Regions from separate parts of the Homo sapiens genome. Here region 2 is linked to region 1. A link is an interaction called in ENCODE POLR2A ChIA-PET data of the cell type or tissue named here. Cell type or tissue: IMR-90. All regions are shown on one strand. Links, peaks and the distances in the headings refer to the core of each region. The heading gives the core; the rest is flanking DNA. Region 1 overlaps M1AP (meiosis 1 associated protein). Region 2 overlaps M1AP (meiosis 1 associated protein).

The links. Peaks named below come from ENCODE experiments on the same cell type or tissue, not always from the same donor. Only the 100,000 strongest peaks of a DNase experiment are listed, where the experiment ranks them.
Region 2: POLR2A ChIA-PET joins it to region 1 with 11 read pairs; 6 of 35 experiments call an interaction of 5 or more read pairs at or near these places.

Annotation. Positions count from the first base shown.
Region 1 is chr2:74,573,027-74,581,364 of GRCh38, reverse strand. It overlaps M1AP (meiosis 1 associated protein), which reads left to right. Exons shown (of 11, transcript NM_001321739.2): 6 at 4,747-4,909; 7 at 5,786-5,927. Among named protein-coding and RNA genes, the nearest start is that of DOK1, 22 kb to the right of the region's middle. RefSeq lists enhancers at 2,782-2,881, 3,701-3,880. In IMR-90, for the core only: a CTCF peak has its summit at 4,310; DNase peaks (open chromatin) are centred at 3,684, 4,384, 5,104 and 7,444; H3K4me3 peaks cover 302 bases; H3K27ac peaks cover 3,609 bases.
Region 2 is chr2:74,635,981-74,644,318 of GRCh38, reverse strand. It overlaps M1AP (meiosis 1 associated protein), which reads left to right. Exons shown (of 11, transcript NM_001321739.2): 2 at 3,992-4,283. The coding sequence starts at 4,044. Among named protein-coding and RNA genes, the nearest start is that of M1AP, 8.2 kb to the left of the region's middle. In IMR-90, for the core only: no CTCF peak of the experiment used is centred there; no DNase peak of the experiment used is centred there; H3K27me3 peaks cover 1,202 bases.

The sequences.
Region 1 (8,338 bases), core at 312-8,311:
TTCTCATTTTTAATGTGGTAAATATAATTGACATTATAGTTTGGAGCATGCTGCTACCTCAACAATATCAATACAGCCTGTGGCGAGAGGAAGAGAACCAAGGTTAAATAAAGATCTTCTCGCTAGGGAGGCAGCAAATGGGGGAAAACTAAAGAACCTACAGAGATACGCCCCAGGGAGGACAACCTGTGCCCAAGACCATGTTCACAAAGCAGTTCAGGCAATTACTGAAACCGAGAGATCAATCCAGTGTTCTGGTCATGCCAAAAATATCCTGGATAATGGATACTGTTCTGCCTGGCAATTATACTTCATTCCAGGTCCCACTAGATGACAGGAATAAGGCCATTTCCATTCTCCCATCTCCTCGGAAGGCTGGCTCAGGCGGGACCTGGGGTGGCTGGGCCTGCAGATAGATGGGCCCATCTATCAGTCTAATCAGCCACACTGAGGTTGGGAAAGCTGGGTCCTCAAAGACCAGCTCCAAAGAGAAATGACCAAAGTATATCTTCTTTAGGGGTGGGAATTTGTACCCATCTTTCTCATTGAACAGAATACTGGTAGTGGTAGTGGCTACAGAGATCATTGAGGGTTGAAGAATGGATTGAACATGACGTTTACCAAAGCCCTTCTCATAAGTTTTGACACGACTCACTGGGGTTACCGCCTCCTTTGAGAGCTCTTTCTTGGCCATTGGCAGTATATTTGAGTTTTTATATATGTTCCTTTTCTTCAGCTGTAATAGAACTCTTTATGACCATTGTTTCTTTAGGACAGGGGAGGGCTTTTTGGAGGTGTTACTACACAGGATTAAGGCTTCCCAAGACCCTTTCTGTCTAGGGATGGCCGTCAAGTCTCTTCCTCTCTCCCCCATTTCAACCTAGTGCCCAGAATGTCTTTGCCAACTTAACTTGATTTTAATCTGTCTTTTCTTTGTGTAAAATATTCTTCCCAGAACCTCCTTTCCACCTCTTTTGTCCAAGGCTGATAGTACCAATTTCTCCCTGTCCTATCCTCTGGACTTCACTTATCTGTTTTCCCTACTTAAGGCAGCTAGCAACTTTATATAGAAGCTAGTGTATAGCTAACATTATTAAGCCCTGCCTCTGTGCCAAGCACTAACTTCATTTCTTGCATTATCCCATTTTATCTTCACATAACACTATGAGGCAGATACTGTTACCATATGTCATTGAATCTAAGATGCTATCAATTGTAAGGTACACCACTATTTTATGTACCAGTAAGAAAGAAAACAGGCTAGGTGCAGTGGCTTACTCCTGTAATGCCAGCATTCTGGGAGGCAAAGGTGGGAGGATCCGTTGAAGCCAGGAATTAATGACAGCCTGTGTAACATAGACCTGTCTCTACAAAAAATAAAAATAAAAAATTAGCCAGGCACAGTGGTATGCACCTGTAGTCTCAGCTACTCAGGAGGCCGAGGCAAGAGGATCACTTGCACCCAGGAGTTCAAGGTTGCAGTGAGCTGTGATGGAGCCACTGCACTTCAGCCTGGGCAACAGAGTGAGACCCTATCTCTAAAAAAATGTTTTTAATAATAAAGATTTTTTTTTAAAAAAAAGAAAGAAGACATTGCCCGTTAAACATTACACAGCTCTTTCTTGTCACTTAGAAGTAGTATTTTACCTGTATCGAGAGAGCTCTTTTAGGTTAGAGTAGTAAGTAAGGACTTAGAGTGCCTGCCTGGCCAATGGCAATTGTAAGACACATACAGAGATGAAAAAAAATGTGTCTTAGAATCAATTAAATACAATATTACCCCCATTTTCCATATGAGAAAACTGAGACTTAGAGAAATTAAGCACACTTTCCCAGGGCTGCACAGAAAATTAGTAGCAGAGCTAGGATTTGAAGCCAGGCAACAGGGCCCACTCTTAACCCTTAGGATCAGAAATCTATATTTTGTACACTTGACACTCTCAGCCCAGACAATGTCAATAAACCCAGGTCTATCTTCCTCCAGAACCTGGGCCTTTATCTACTATATTAACCTGCCTCATGCTAAGCAATTCTGAACAAAGGGGCTAGAGATTCACTTCTTTCATTAGGAGGGCTGGTGCCCTCAGAGGCCAGGAACTCCTGTAACCAGCCTTTCTTCCACTATCACATGGCATTTGCCCATGGTGCTAATCAGAATTTCTCTAGCTTCCCCTCTGTCTTTCCAAAGCTTTCAGCACCAGGATCAGAGCCAGAATATTTAACTCCATCTATAATCATTTTTTCAGAAATCTGTAGGTCTTCGGGATGCACAGTGGAACTTATATCCAGACTGCAGTCAGCTTTTCTGCTGGGGAGGTCTTCACTGGAATCCAGATGTTTAGGCACAGCTGGAATGAGGTCTGGGGAAATTAGGCCTCTTCTAGGGTGGATGTGACCCACCTGAGATTTTAAACACAATAAAGATTATGCTGGCATTATTATTTTAAAAATTGATGTATTGCCACACATGTAGATTTCTGGAGTATGGCTCACTACAAAAAATGAAAGAAAACAAAACAAAAAACCCAAGCTTTCCTCCTCTAGACTCTTTGGGGTATGCATCTCAGATGTTCACTCTGACTCCTTCTTACAAGGTTCTCTATCTGATGCCAGCTGCTTCTTTGCCTAGGGCCCTTCACCCCGTCTTTAGGTGCTTCCCTTAGAAAGGCGTTCCTCTGACAGAGCACACAGTGAGTTACACATGAGTTTCTTTTCTTGTTCTTAGGTATGGTGTCTGCCACATCTGCATCTGGGCTCTGGGTGGGAGAAGCACACCTGGTTCTAGATTCAAGCCCAGCTAAAACAGCTTTCCCAGCTTTGGGACACTCTGCTGAGACCACAGTTTGGGTATTTCTTAACCCAGGCTGCAGTAAGAATCACATGGGGAACTTATAAAAAATACCAGTGTCTCAGGGTGGGGAACATCATACACCGGGGCCTGTCATGGGGTGGGGGTTTGGGGGAGGGATAGCATTAGGAGAAATACCTCATGTAAATGACGAGTTAATGGGTGCAGCAAACCAACATGGCACATGTATACATATGTAACAAACCTGCACATTGTGCACATGCACCCCAAAACTTAAAGTATAATAAAATACCAGTGTCTGGGCTTCACCCCCAGAGACCCTGATTCAGTTGGTCTGGGGTAGGGCCCAGACATCAGTATCTTTTTCAAGTTTCCTAGATCGGGGTCCCCAACCCCTGTGGCCTGTTAGGAACTGGATCAGCAGGAGGTGAGCAGCAGGTGAGCAAGCATTACCATCTGAGCTCCGCCTCCTGTCAGATCGGCTATGTCATTAGATTCTCATAGAAGCCCAAACCCTATTGTGAACTACACATGCAAGGGATCTAGGTTGTGCACTCCTTATGAGAATCTAACTAATGCCTGATGATCTGAGGTGGAACAGTACCATCCCCCACCACCCCATGGAAAAATTGTCTTTTATGAAACCAGTCGCTAATGCCAAAATGATTGAGGATTGCTGCCCTAGATGATTCTTACTGCAACCAGAATTGAAAACCTCTGCCAGATGAACACAGCTGTCCAGTCCTAAAGCCTCAGGACCGGAAATGGAGAAGTCAGGCACAGAGGAAATAAGAGGAAGCTGGAGTCCTAGGCAAAGTCCCTCCTACTGACTTCCTGTGCTCTGGGACATGTCAGGCTGAGGGCCGTCTCACCCAGAATGAATGTCTTATTCACAATGTCTAATGTGATAAGACCTAATGTCTAGGTCTTATTCACAGGGCCCAGGAGGGCCAGCTGGATCTAACATCTGTTCTGCCACTCTATTTTTTTCTATGTTGTTTTTTACCTCATATTGCAGTTAGTACAGTCATTTCACAAGTCACTAGCATCAACTACCAGCCTTCTCAGAAGTACTCAACATTTGTATATTCACAAGTTTGTTATCACTATTCAAGCCAGGTATACGTTTTATTGAAGAACTTTGTAATATCAAGGATTTAAGCTTGTGTAACAGATCATCATACACTATGGCATATGCAGTTACCTACTGGAGCAGAAGCTTAATGCAGAAGAGTAAAATACCTAGATGAGTAACTCCTACCTAGCCTAAGCATTCCTCAGAACTGTTGTCTGATGCCACTGTGATGCTCCAAGGCCCAGAAGGTCCTAAATTCATGTTTCTTTGGGGAATTAAAAAATAAGCTATTTCAGGAACTTATTCCTTTCCCCCCACTCTGAATGTCCCTGAACGAGCCCACAGAGAAACAGTAGCAGTCATCTGACTGCCTGACTTCTGCTTTACTGCTCTTCCTTCATCTGACCTGCACTGTTGCCAAAGCTTAGCCACAAGGAAGCAGCAGAAGCAAGATTTCCTTCTGTGATTGCCAAAGGGCCTCTGCATATTTTGGCATTAGCTACCTCCTCCACAGAGGATACATGTTCCTCAGACTGGATCACAAGCCAGATGTCTCACTATGAGACAACTGCTCAGCCAGCCCAGAAGTAAAACAAGTAAAGATCATGTCAGACTCTTGAAGATAAGTTAACTTTTATGTAGAGCGATAGAGATACTATAGCTTCCAGACCTGTTCTCCCTTTCCAAACCAGTCAGGCTTTCCTCTTTCCACTCTCCTGCCTCCTCCTATCCCTTGCTTGCCTGGTAGAGATGGAATGGGTAGCAGATGTTGTCTCTTAATGGCATAGCCTAAGGTAACTTATTACCCACAATCCTTCCTCCAATTGTAGTGTGTCTGAAATGTAATCTCCTTTTATTGTAGTGTGTCTGAAATGTGATCTCCAAGAGCGACTGCTCTGCCCATCCCTACTCGCTGGCACAGCTGACGGCTCCTTGAGAATGGATGACCCTAAAGGAGACTTCATCACACTCTACCAGATGGCTTCCCAGTCATCGGCCTCTCATTACAAGCTCCAAGTGATCAAGTATGGTCCAAGGGAACCTCCCCAATCCATGCAAATGCTATTCTTAGTGGTTCTGTGGCTAGGAACTCCAGAGATAGATGGTATCTCTTAAGTGTCAGGCAGGCAAGAGTCAGTTCCGAAGTAGCAGTTACAGCTATGGCATGAGGAAGCAAAGACAGGCTACTCAGCATGTGGAGGCCAAATGTGCAGATGGTGGGAGAAGCGCTGCAGTAGAACACTCTGAGGTCTGCATGAGGATTGTTTTTCTTTTGACTCATTAAAAAGGTGTTTATCCATTTAGTAAATGTTTATTGAATAGCTACTTTGTTTAGGCATCAAGACAGAGATCCAACCTTCAAGGAGTAAGTGGTACATAGGATCTACCCCTGCCCCCTCCCATTTCTCTAAGTACTAGAATTCCTTCTTCCAGGAGAACCAATTGTAGGATAGAATTAGCAGACTAGGCACGGTGGCTCATGCCTGTAATCCCAGCCACTCTGGGAAGCTGAGGCAGGAGGATCGCTTGAGCCCAAGAGTTCAAGGCTGCAGTGAGTTAATTGAACCACTGCACTCCAGCCTAGGTAACAGAGCAAGCCCTTATCTTGAAAGAAAAACAAAACAAAACAAAAAAACACAATGAATTAGCAATAATGGCAGAGTCTGCTTCAACTCTTCCCAGTTCCTACCACTGTGCCCATGCACAGGTTCCTGAACTTTGACAATCTTCTGTGTGCTAGATACTATGCTAGATGCTGGCCATACAAAGATGCATAGTTCACAGACACTAATTTAAAAGCTTTCACAGTACTGTCTTAGAGTTAAGCTGAATTGAAGTGGATCTAGGTGGAGGTTCTAGATATCACTAAGGAGTCTTTGACTGTAATTATCTCTTCCTAGGGCTTTAAAATCTAGCGGGCTCTGCGAGTCATTGACATATGGACTCCCGTTCATCCTCAGACCTACAAGCTGTTGGCAGCTGGACTGGGATGAGCTGGAGACAAATCAGCAACATTTCCATGCTTTGTGTCACAGCCTGCTGGTGAGTACCCATGTCCCCAGGTGAAAAAGAAGAATCGTTTTTAAAGTACCAACCACAGAAAAGCAGCTAACTAACTCTGCCCAATCCTAAATCTGCCTCAACCCTCAAGAAGACAGAAAAAACTGGAAATACTCTGAAATTTGGAGTAAATATGACTTGCCTTTTGTTGGTTTCATGCTATAGAGAATAATTCCTGAATTCAGTTATACAACACTAAACTTGAAAATCCCCGATTGGCAAGCTTAACATTTAAATGGCAACAGGGAATTTTCCGTACGTACCTGTATTTTAAAACCTACTTCCTTCCTAACACTGATAGACGTTATGGTTCATTTAAATGAAGAGCATTTAGTCTATGCCAGACATTGTGTCAAGCCCTAGATATATATTCTGTAGTGACCTAAAAGACATTACCTATGACCTTAAGAAACCCACTCTCCAATGGAAGAAACAGAAATGTATATATTCTTAATTATGAGAAGTTTATAAAGGAAAAGAAAAAGCTGCTATAAGAAAGCCTGTCTATAGAAGTGACATTTAAACTAAGACCTACAAGATAAGTGAGAATTAACCAGGTGAAGGGTGGCAGGCAGAGCATTCCAGGTGTAAGGAAAGGCATGTGCAAAGACCCTAAGGCTGGAAAGAGCTGAGAGAAAAATCAAGAACAGAAAAGCCATTGTGACTGAAACAGGGAGGAAGGGAGAGAGTGACAAAAGGTAGGGTTGGAGAGGTGAGCAGGGGTCAAATCATGCAAAGCTTTGTAGGCCAAATTAAGGATTTGGACTTAGGGAAACAAATCATGAGAAATAACATTATCTATTTCAGTTTTTAAAATATTACTTGGGCAGAAATTTGGAAATGAACTCGCAGAAGCAAAAATGGAAACATGAAAATGAGCTAGGAGGGTATTGCAGTAGACTAGTCAAGAGACCGTGGTGGTTTGAACTAGAACATTGGAAGTCAAGATGAGATGAGCAAACCAATTAGAGAAATATTTTAGAATCGCTTCTTGGCCTTTTAGCTATGACCAAGTGTAGAAATATTTTAGAGAGAAGATTGTCAGAACTTGGTTGAGAGATTGGATATAGGGAGTGAGAAAGAGGAAGTATCAAATAACTGCATGGTTTCTGACTTGAACAACTAGATGGATGTCATTCCCTGAAATGGAAAAAATAAAAGCAGTCACATGAAACTAACACAACACTTAGCAAAATTAAAACAACTGCAAATAGAATGCAAGGACAGATATAGAATAAAGGTTTGACTTAGTAGGATGATCAGGACAGCACAGCAATGCATCTCTTTCACTATCAGAAGCAGACTTCTTTTTTTCCTGTTTCGAAGCCCGCACTCCCTTTTAGGTCCACCCACTGAGTTCCTGTTTCCTGTCTGAAGAACACCCATCTCCTGTCTTTGCAGAGCAGAGACAACGGAGCCGTTGTAACTGTTAGTGCCCAACAGCTCAGTTTACTATTTACTCCACCCAGTTCCTCAGAATCTGAGATGATACATCACATGGGAGGAATTTCTCCCAGGTGGCTTCAATACATTCTTACAGTATTTGATATTTTAAACATACATTGACATTTTAATACACTGCTAGAGAGGATGTAAATTTTCCGGAAAATGATACCCTTTCCTTTTGCTGGGAATGTAGCCAAAGAAGACAGTCAGGAAAGGGATGAAGATATATGTACCAGCATGTTCATCTCGGTGTTATTTACAGTGGTGAAAAATTAGAAACAACTCAAATGTCCTAAGTAGGGGAAAAGTTATAGGAACTATAACCTGGTGTGGTGACTCACGTCTGTAATCCCAGCACTTTGGGAGCCCAAGGCAGGTGGATCACTTGAGGCCAGGAGTTCAAGACCAGCCTGGCCAACATGGTGAAATCCCACAGCTACTAAAAATACAAAAATTAGCCAGGCATAGTGGCACGCACCTCTAATCCCAGCTACTCAGGAGGCCGAGACATGAGAATCACTTGAACCCGGGAGGCAGAGGTTGCAGTGAGCCAAGATCGCACCACTGCACTCCAGCCTGGGCGACAGAGCAAGACCCTGTCTCAAAAAATAGTTATAATAGGCTGGGCACGGTGGCTCATACCTGTAATTCCAGCACTTTGGGAGGCCGAAGTGAGTGGATCACAAGGTCAGGTGTTCGAGACCAGCCTGGCCAACATGATGAAGCCCTGTCTCTACTAAAAATAAAATAAAATAAAAAATTAGCTGGGCGTGGTGGCAGATGCCTGTAATCCCAGCTACTTGGGAGGCTGAGGCAGGAGAATCGCTTGAACCTGGGAGGCGGAGGTTGCAGTGAGCCGAAATCGTGCCACTGCACTCCAGCCTGGGCAACAGTGTGAGACTCTGTCTCAAAAAAAAAATAGTAATAATAAGGATGGGAAAAAGTAT
Region 2 (8,338 bases), core at 54-8,053, 63 kb before region 1:
ATCCACCCGCCTCAGCCTCTCAAAGTGCTCGGATTACAGGCGTGAGCCACTGCGCCCGGCCTATCTATGTATTCTTAGATCATTTTTAAAGATTCTAAATTCCAAAGTGTTTCTGAAAATTATCATAATTATCTTTGTATTGTCACAGGGGAAATCAAATAAGCTTTAATTTTCCCTACATTCTTTAGCTAAAAACAATTATATAGAATGATTTTAGTTCTCAGAGGTGGGGACATATTTTTTAGCTATCTTTTTTATCATATTTCTTTTGTTTTCTTTTGATTGTCCTAATGTTCTTCTTGAAATATTTTTATTATTAAATATAACATATATACAGAAAATGTCATAAAACATGAATGTGTAGTTTAATAGTAGAAAGTGAATACCCAATATCCACAATAAAGATCAAGAAATAGAACATTAGGCTGGAAGTGGTGGCTCATCCCTGTAATCCCAGTACTTTGGGAGGCCAAGGTGGGAGGATTGCTTGAGCCCAGGAGTTTGAGACCAGCCTGGGCAACATGGCAAAACCCTGTCTCTACCAAAAAAACACACAAATTAGAGAGGCATTGTGGTGCATGCCTGTAGTGCCAGGTACTTAGGAGGCTGAGGTGGGAGGATCACTTGAGCCTGGGAGGTGGAGGTTGCAGTGAGCTGAGATTGGGCCACTGCTGCACTCCAGCCTGGGCGATGGAGCGAGACCCTGTCTCAAAAAAAAAAAAAAAAAAGAACATTACCAACACCCCAGGACCCCCTTCTTTTGTCTCTTCTCATCATAATGCCTTCATTCTTTCCTAGGGAAAATCACTACCCTCATTTTTGTGATAATCAATTCTTTGCTTTTCTTTATAATTTTATCACTGTGTATGCACCTCTAAACAATATAACTACTTTTGCTTATTTTTAAAATGTAGATGAAATCATGCTACATGTGTATGTATTCTTTGTGTCTTGCTGCTTTTACTCAATATTATGTTTCTTAGAATCATCCATGTTGCCACATGGAACTGCAGTTCATTCATCTTCATTGCTGTATGTGGAAATATACTATGATTTATCCATTTTAATGTAGATTGACATTTGTGTTTTTTTCAGTTTTGGGTAATTGTGAACAAGATTGTTATTAATAGTCTTTTGGCTGCTATGATCTGACTTTTTTTTCATGTATCCTGTTATATATGATTATTTAAAGATTATATGATTAAGAACAAAAAAAATCCAAAAAGTTCTATAGATAAATTATTATAATTAGTAAGAGAGTGCAGCAAGGTTGTTAAAGTCAATATACAAAAATTAATTATAGCTGGGCACAGTGGTTCATGCCTATAATCCCAGCATTTTGGGTGGCAGAGCCGGTTGGATTGGTTGAGCTCAGAAGTTCAAGACCAACCTGGGCAACATAGCAAGACCCCATCTCTATAAAAGATTGTTTTAATTAACTATATTTCTATACATAAGCAACAAACTAAAAATGAAATTTAAAAAGATGAGAAAGGGAAACTTTGTCATCGATAGTTCTTTGAAATGTAAATTAATATTTAAAAATCAACAGATCCCTAAGACTAAAATTTGACAAAAGACAAGGAGATCTTTTGGGAAAAATTACAAAGCTGTAGATTATTTTAGATTTTCTATATACACAATCATTGGCACACAATGACAGTTTTCTTTCTTCCATTGCAATGCCTTTTATTTATTTGTCTTACCTCATTACTACCTTCACTATAATGCTGAATAGAAGTGATGATAGCATGCTCCTTGTCTTACATGGAAAGCTTTCAACATATCACCATGAAGAATGATGTTTGCTCTCTCTTTTTGTAAATATATTTTGTCAGATTATTCCTATCATCTATTCTTACTCAGTCTTTATCATGCACAAATGCTGGGTTTTAAACAGAGGCTTTTTTGCGTCTATTGGGATGATCATATCATTTTTCTCATTTACTTTTTTAATGTGACGAATTACGTGATTGATATTCTAATGTTATATCAACCTTATGTTCTTGGGATAAACTCAACTTGGTCATGCTGTTTTTTTTTGTATATTATTAGTTTCAATTTCTCTATATTTTATTTAGAATTTTTACAAGTTTATGGGTGAGATTATCCTATAATTTTTTTCTTATTACACCTTTATCTGGTTTCACTTTCAAAGGTCGTGCTAACCTCGTAAAATTAATTGAGGAGGCCAGGTGCCGTGGCTCACGCCTGTAATCCCAGCACTTTGGGAGGCCGAGGCGGGCAGAAGTTCGAGACCAGCATGACCAACATGGAGAAACCCTGTCTCTACTAAAAATACAAAACTAGCCAGGCATGGTGGCACATGCCTGTAATCCCAGCTACTCAGGAGGCTGAGGCAGGAGAATCGCTTGAACCCGGGAGGCGGAGGTTGCAGCGAGCCAAGATCATGCCATTGCACTCCAGCCTGGGCAACAAGAGTGAAACTCCATCTAAAAAAAAAAAAAAAATTAGTTGAGGAGTGTATCCTGTTATATATGTTCTTCTGTTCTTAAAATAATTTGTTTAAGATTGAAATTCTTGGCTGGGCGCGGTGGCTCACACCTGTAATCCCAGCACTTCAGGAGGCCGAGGCAGGTGGATCACTTGAGCCCAGGAGTTTGAGACCATCTTGGGCAACATGGCAAGACCCCATCTCTACAAAAAAAAAAAAAAAGATTGAAATTCTTGGTCTTTGCATGTTTGATGGAGCTCATCAGTGAAATCATCTGACCCTCTTACTTGTGGGAAGATATTTGATTACCAATTACATTTCCTTAATGATTATAGACTATTTAGGTTTCTAAAATTTCTTTAGTATTGGTTAGATACATTTTTCTAGGAATTTGTCCACTTTATCAAACTTATTAGCATAAAGCTATTCATTATGTCCTCCTATAACCCTTTTCACGTTTGAGCATTTGTGATGATGTCCCTTTCTCATTCCTTATATTGGTTCTTTGTTCTCAATTGTTCTCACTTCCTAATCTGAGTCCTGGGGATAAGTATAAGTAGCCAGTAGAGAAAGAAGGCAGGAGTATTGGAGGCAGAGAAGCAGCATGAGCAAATGCACTAAAGTGAATATATTTGGTATTGTTTCCGTGAAAATCTTGAGGCGAAGAACAATTTCTAATGAGGCTAACAATTAAGTAATGACAGGTCTTAAAGACAGTTTAAATTTTACCTTATAAGAGATTCAGACAACCAAAGAATTTTAACCAAGGAGAAATGTAGTCATATTTTCATTTTTAAGAATTATTCGTTAGGTACTAAACACACATATGCTAGGCATTGATGAATAATATCAACAAGACAGGTTCTCTACCCTTGGGAAGCTTACAATATAGTGGGAGAGGCAGTCATAGAAACAAATTGTAATAGAGTGCAATAAATGCCAATAAAGAAACAAAGTTTATGAGGGCAGATAGCTTACTTTGAGACAGAAGCTTGAGTTTTTTGGTGTAACTTTTGATTAGTTCCACTCAGCATCTCTAAGCATTCTCAGGCTTACATGATAGGCAAACATCTAGATCTCTTGGGAGCTGTTAAAATAGGATGGCCTGGGCCAGGTACGGTGGCTCACGCCTGTAATTCCAGCACTTTGGGAGGCCAAGGCGGGCGGATCGTGAGGTCAAGAGATCAAGACCATCCTGGCCAACATGGTGAAACCCCATCTCTAAAAATACAAAAATTAGCTGGGCGTGGTGGTGTGCACCTGTAGTCCTAGCTACTCGGGAAGCTGAAGCAGGAGAATCGCTTGAACCTGGGAGACAGAGGTTGCAGTGAGCCAAGATCGCACCACTGCGCTCCAGCCTGGTGACATACCGAGACTCTGTCTCAAAAAAAAAAAAAAAATAGGATGGCCTGGACAAGCTTTAGTACCCAATCTGACTCCTTTCTGGATTTGTTTCCCTCGACTTGTATTTTATATTTCAACAGAGCACACATAATTCAGTTTGAAAACCAGTGGTTTCTCTTTCCTTCCCTATAGGTGTAAAGAATATCCAGCTGGTGGCTACAGTTCCCCCTCTGGTTTTGCTGCCATGCATCCTGGGCGAACTACTGGTAAAGGGCCCTCTACTCACACTCAGATTGACCAGCAACCTCCACGGCTTCTCATTGTGCACATTGCTCTACCGTCCTGGGCTGACATCTGCACCAACCTCTGTGAGGCTCTGCAGAACTTCTTCTCTCTAGCCTGCAGCTTGATGGGCCCCAGCCGCATGTCCCTGTTCAGTTTATACATGGTACAAGATCAGCATGAGTGCATCCTCCCTTTTGTGGTAAGTATATCTATATTTATTCATTTTACCCTGAAAGCAAATACAGTGGTAAGGTTTCTGGAATAGAGATCACAGTTATTAATACTTATAACAATAACCGCACTACTTCTCCACACACAGTAGCCCCCGAGTAACACCATGAGAGCCAGAGGGCATCCTGCATATATAGGGGTGTGTACTGTTGAAGAGAAAATCCAAAATTATTAATCTGGGAGTATAAATAGGCTACAAGCTCCACTCCAGAGAGAGGGAGAGAAACCTTGGCATTGACAGATGTTTGAAATGTAAACAACTGACTCCTTTTATGCCCTTTGAAATGTAAACACACAAGGAGGGAAGCCTCTAAATCTCTTCTGAGGTCTCTGACTATTCAATCATCTTTTAACTTCCAAGACTTGCCCTTTAACCCAGGTACCAGTTTTCTTTGCTCAGAAAGCCCTAACTATGCAAAAACATGAAAATATTTTTTCTACATTCCACATAGACTCAGGTGAAACTGCCCCCTAGGGTTATGGAAGGCAATGGCTGGGCCAGGGGCAGTGTCTTTACAAAGCTCCTTCATACATAAACAATTATCTATGCTCCTCCTCAAAATTTCAATCTTCCCTTTCTCCCTTGTATAAAATTCAGAATCATAGTGAAGAGAAAGACTTCCAGAGGTTCTATGCATCTCCTTCCTTGAGGTAGCCTTGCTGCTAATATACGTTATCAAATGGATATAAGTCTTATTTAAGATTTCCAAAAGAGGAAATTTCATAAATCCATTGCTGAATTATGAATGTAATATATGACTGAAATCTATTTTTTTATTAATGCCTTAGTTTCCCTCATTGGAAGTGGAAAGATAACATCTCTGTTGATACTATAAAGAATGAAAATAATATATATTACTTCATGCTTCTTGAGTTAGAACATACCCTGGTTGCTTTGACAGAACCTTAGGCTTATAACAACTCATGGTTTATTTCTTGACAAAAGTCACACAGGGAAAGTTTTGAGTATAAATGCTCCAGTGCTAAGTATGGGGATTTTGTCTGTGCATTGTTACTTAGGCTGGGTTGGGGATGGGAAAAGGATAAAATTATTTAAGAAATTCAACTGATCCTTTCTACAGTTTGAGCAGAATTTGGTACCTCTATTCATTGTTTATTGCTGTGTAACAAATTATCCCAAAATGTAGTGGTCTAAATTAATAAACATCATCTCATAGTTACTATGAGTTAGGAATTCATAAGTGGCTTAGGTAGATCAGGCTTGGGGTCCCTCATGAGATTGTAGCCAAGATGTCAGTCATCTGAAAGCTTGATTGAGGCTGGAGGATCCAGTTGCAAGATGGCGTATTCACTTAGCTGTTGGCAGAAATTCTTGTTTCCTGACCACTTGGATCTCTCCAAAGGGCTGCTTGAATGTCCTTAATTTGTGGCAGCGGGCTTCTCCCAGAACGACTGATCCAAAAGAGAGAGAGAGCAATGAAGAAGCCAAAATACCTTTTATGTCTTAGTCTCAAAAGTAACATGTTGTCACTTCCTCCACATTCTGTTCATTGGAAGCAAGTCACTGTTCCACCCTAGATAGAATAACAGCAAGCTGATTTACCCTCTTGCCTCAAACAATAAAAAAAAACTGGATAAAACCTATGAAAAACACTTTTCAAAACACTGGACATCACGCAGCAAAGAACAAAGCCCCCTGGGTGATAGGAAGTCAATGAGGTGAGACTTAGAATTGTTCCAGCTTGCAGATCACCTGAGGTCAGTAGTTCAAGACCAGCCTGGCCAACATGGTAAAACCCCACCTCTACAAAAATACAAAAATTATCCAGGCATGATGGCGGCTGCCTGTAATCCCAGCTACTCGGGAGGCTGAGGCGGGAGAATCGCTTGAACCCTGGAGGCGGAGGTTGTAGTGAGCCGAGGTCGCGCCACTGCACTCCAGCCTGGGTGACAGAGCAAGACTCCGTCTCAAAAAAAAAAAAAAGAATTGTCCCAGCTTACTGCCTTGAGAAAGTTTCTAAGCTACAATGCAGAGAGGGAGAACCTAGGGGCGGGTGCCAGTGGTTTCCTTGAGTCAAGGAGATGGATCTGGGACTTCAGAGAGACCAAGGTATTAATAGCTAGAGGAGAAGGAGCTACATACAGAACTCTATAAAGACCTGAAGAGGGTGCCCCTTGAGTATTCAGCAGAGTACTGATCAGTACATGCACATGAGGAAACTACCCAAGGCCAAAGAAGGAGCCACCCTGAAGGACTAGAGACAGTGGTACCTGATACTCACAACTGGAATAGTACCTGTTCATATCAGCCAAGCTGGAAATCCTCATAATTCATGATACATTGGATAGAGGACTCACAAAGATCTTGCCTCAGTAGTAGGGCATAAAATAGCCCAAGACTTAGTACTGCTCAAGACTACCTAACATAAACACAAGATCCTAAGTGTCAAACTGTTTCCAGGTAACTTAACTATCCCAGAACAAAGCTCAAGAATATTTATAGAAATACAAAACTATGTAGCACCCATCAAGGTAAAATTCATACTGTCTGACATTCAATCAAAACTTAAATAGGTGTGCAAAGAAGCAGGAAATTATGACTCATTATGAAGAAATTATTAATTAAAACTGACCCAGAAGTGACATAAATGTTAGAATTAGCAGATGAGGACATTAAGACAATTGTTATAATCGGGTTCCATGTGTTCAAAAAGCTAAGTGGAGATATAGAAGACATTTTAAAAGTTCCAAATCAAACTTTTAGAGAGGAAAACTACAATTTCTGGCATGGAAAATACACTAGATGGAATTATTGGCAGATTAGACATTACAAAAGAAAAGATTAGTGAGCATGAAGACATAGGAATAGAAACTATCCAACATGAAACACAGAAAGAAAATAATCATTTTTTTTAAATGGATAGAACATAATTGAGCTCTGGGGCAACTTCACGCCATCTGATATATGTGTAATTAAAGTCTCCAAAGGAGAGGAACAGGGGATAGAAAAAATACTTTTAAAAAATGGCCAAAATTTTTCTAATTTTGATAAATACTCCAAACCCACAAATTTAAGAAATCAATGAATGCCATGCACAAGAAACATGAAGAAAACTACATTAAGGCACATCATGTAAAAACTATTGTTAAAGATGAAATCTTGAGGCTGGGCATGGTGACTCACACCTATAATCTTAGCACTTTGAGAGTCTGAGGCAGGAGGATCACTTGAGCCCAGGAGTTTGAGATATATGTAGAGGAAATACCTAAGACAATTATATTATAAACAAAGCAGGGGAAAGTGATATAAAGGGAGGTAAGTTTTCTACACTTCATTTGAACTGGTAAAATGTTGACACCAGTTGACTCTGATAAGTTTCTATGTACAATGTGATAATTAGAGCCACCACTAAAAAACCTATACAAAGAAATACACTCAGAAACACCATGGATAAGTCAAAATAGGGTATTTTTAAAATATTCAAATAGCCCATTGGAAGGTATGTAAAAGAAAACAAAGAAACTAAAAACAGAGGGAACAAGCAGAAAACAACAAATAAATTGGCAGGCTAACATATCAATAGTTATATTAAATGTGAGTGACCTAAAAACATCAATTAAAAGAAAGGGCTTGGCAGAGTTGATTTTTTAAATGACCCAACTATATCCTGTCTAAAAGAAACTAACTTCAAACACATTAAATGTAGGCTGAAAGTAAAAGAATGGAAAGGGATATATCATGCAAACATTAACCAAAACAAAGCAGGAGTGGATTTATTAATATATCAGATGAAACAGATTTCGGATCAAAGAATACCAGGTACAGAGAGGGACATTAGACAATGATGAAAAGGTCAATCCACCAAGAAGATACAGAAATCCTAAATGTGTATGCATCAAACAACAGAAGCTATAAAATATGTGGAGCAAAAATTGATTGATCTAAAAGAAGAAATAGATAAATCCACAATTATAGTTGGATTCAGTGTCCCTCTCTCAACAATTATAGAACATCAATAAGGATATAGAAAAACATCAGCCAACAGGATCTAATTGACATTT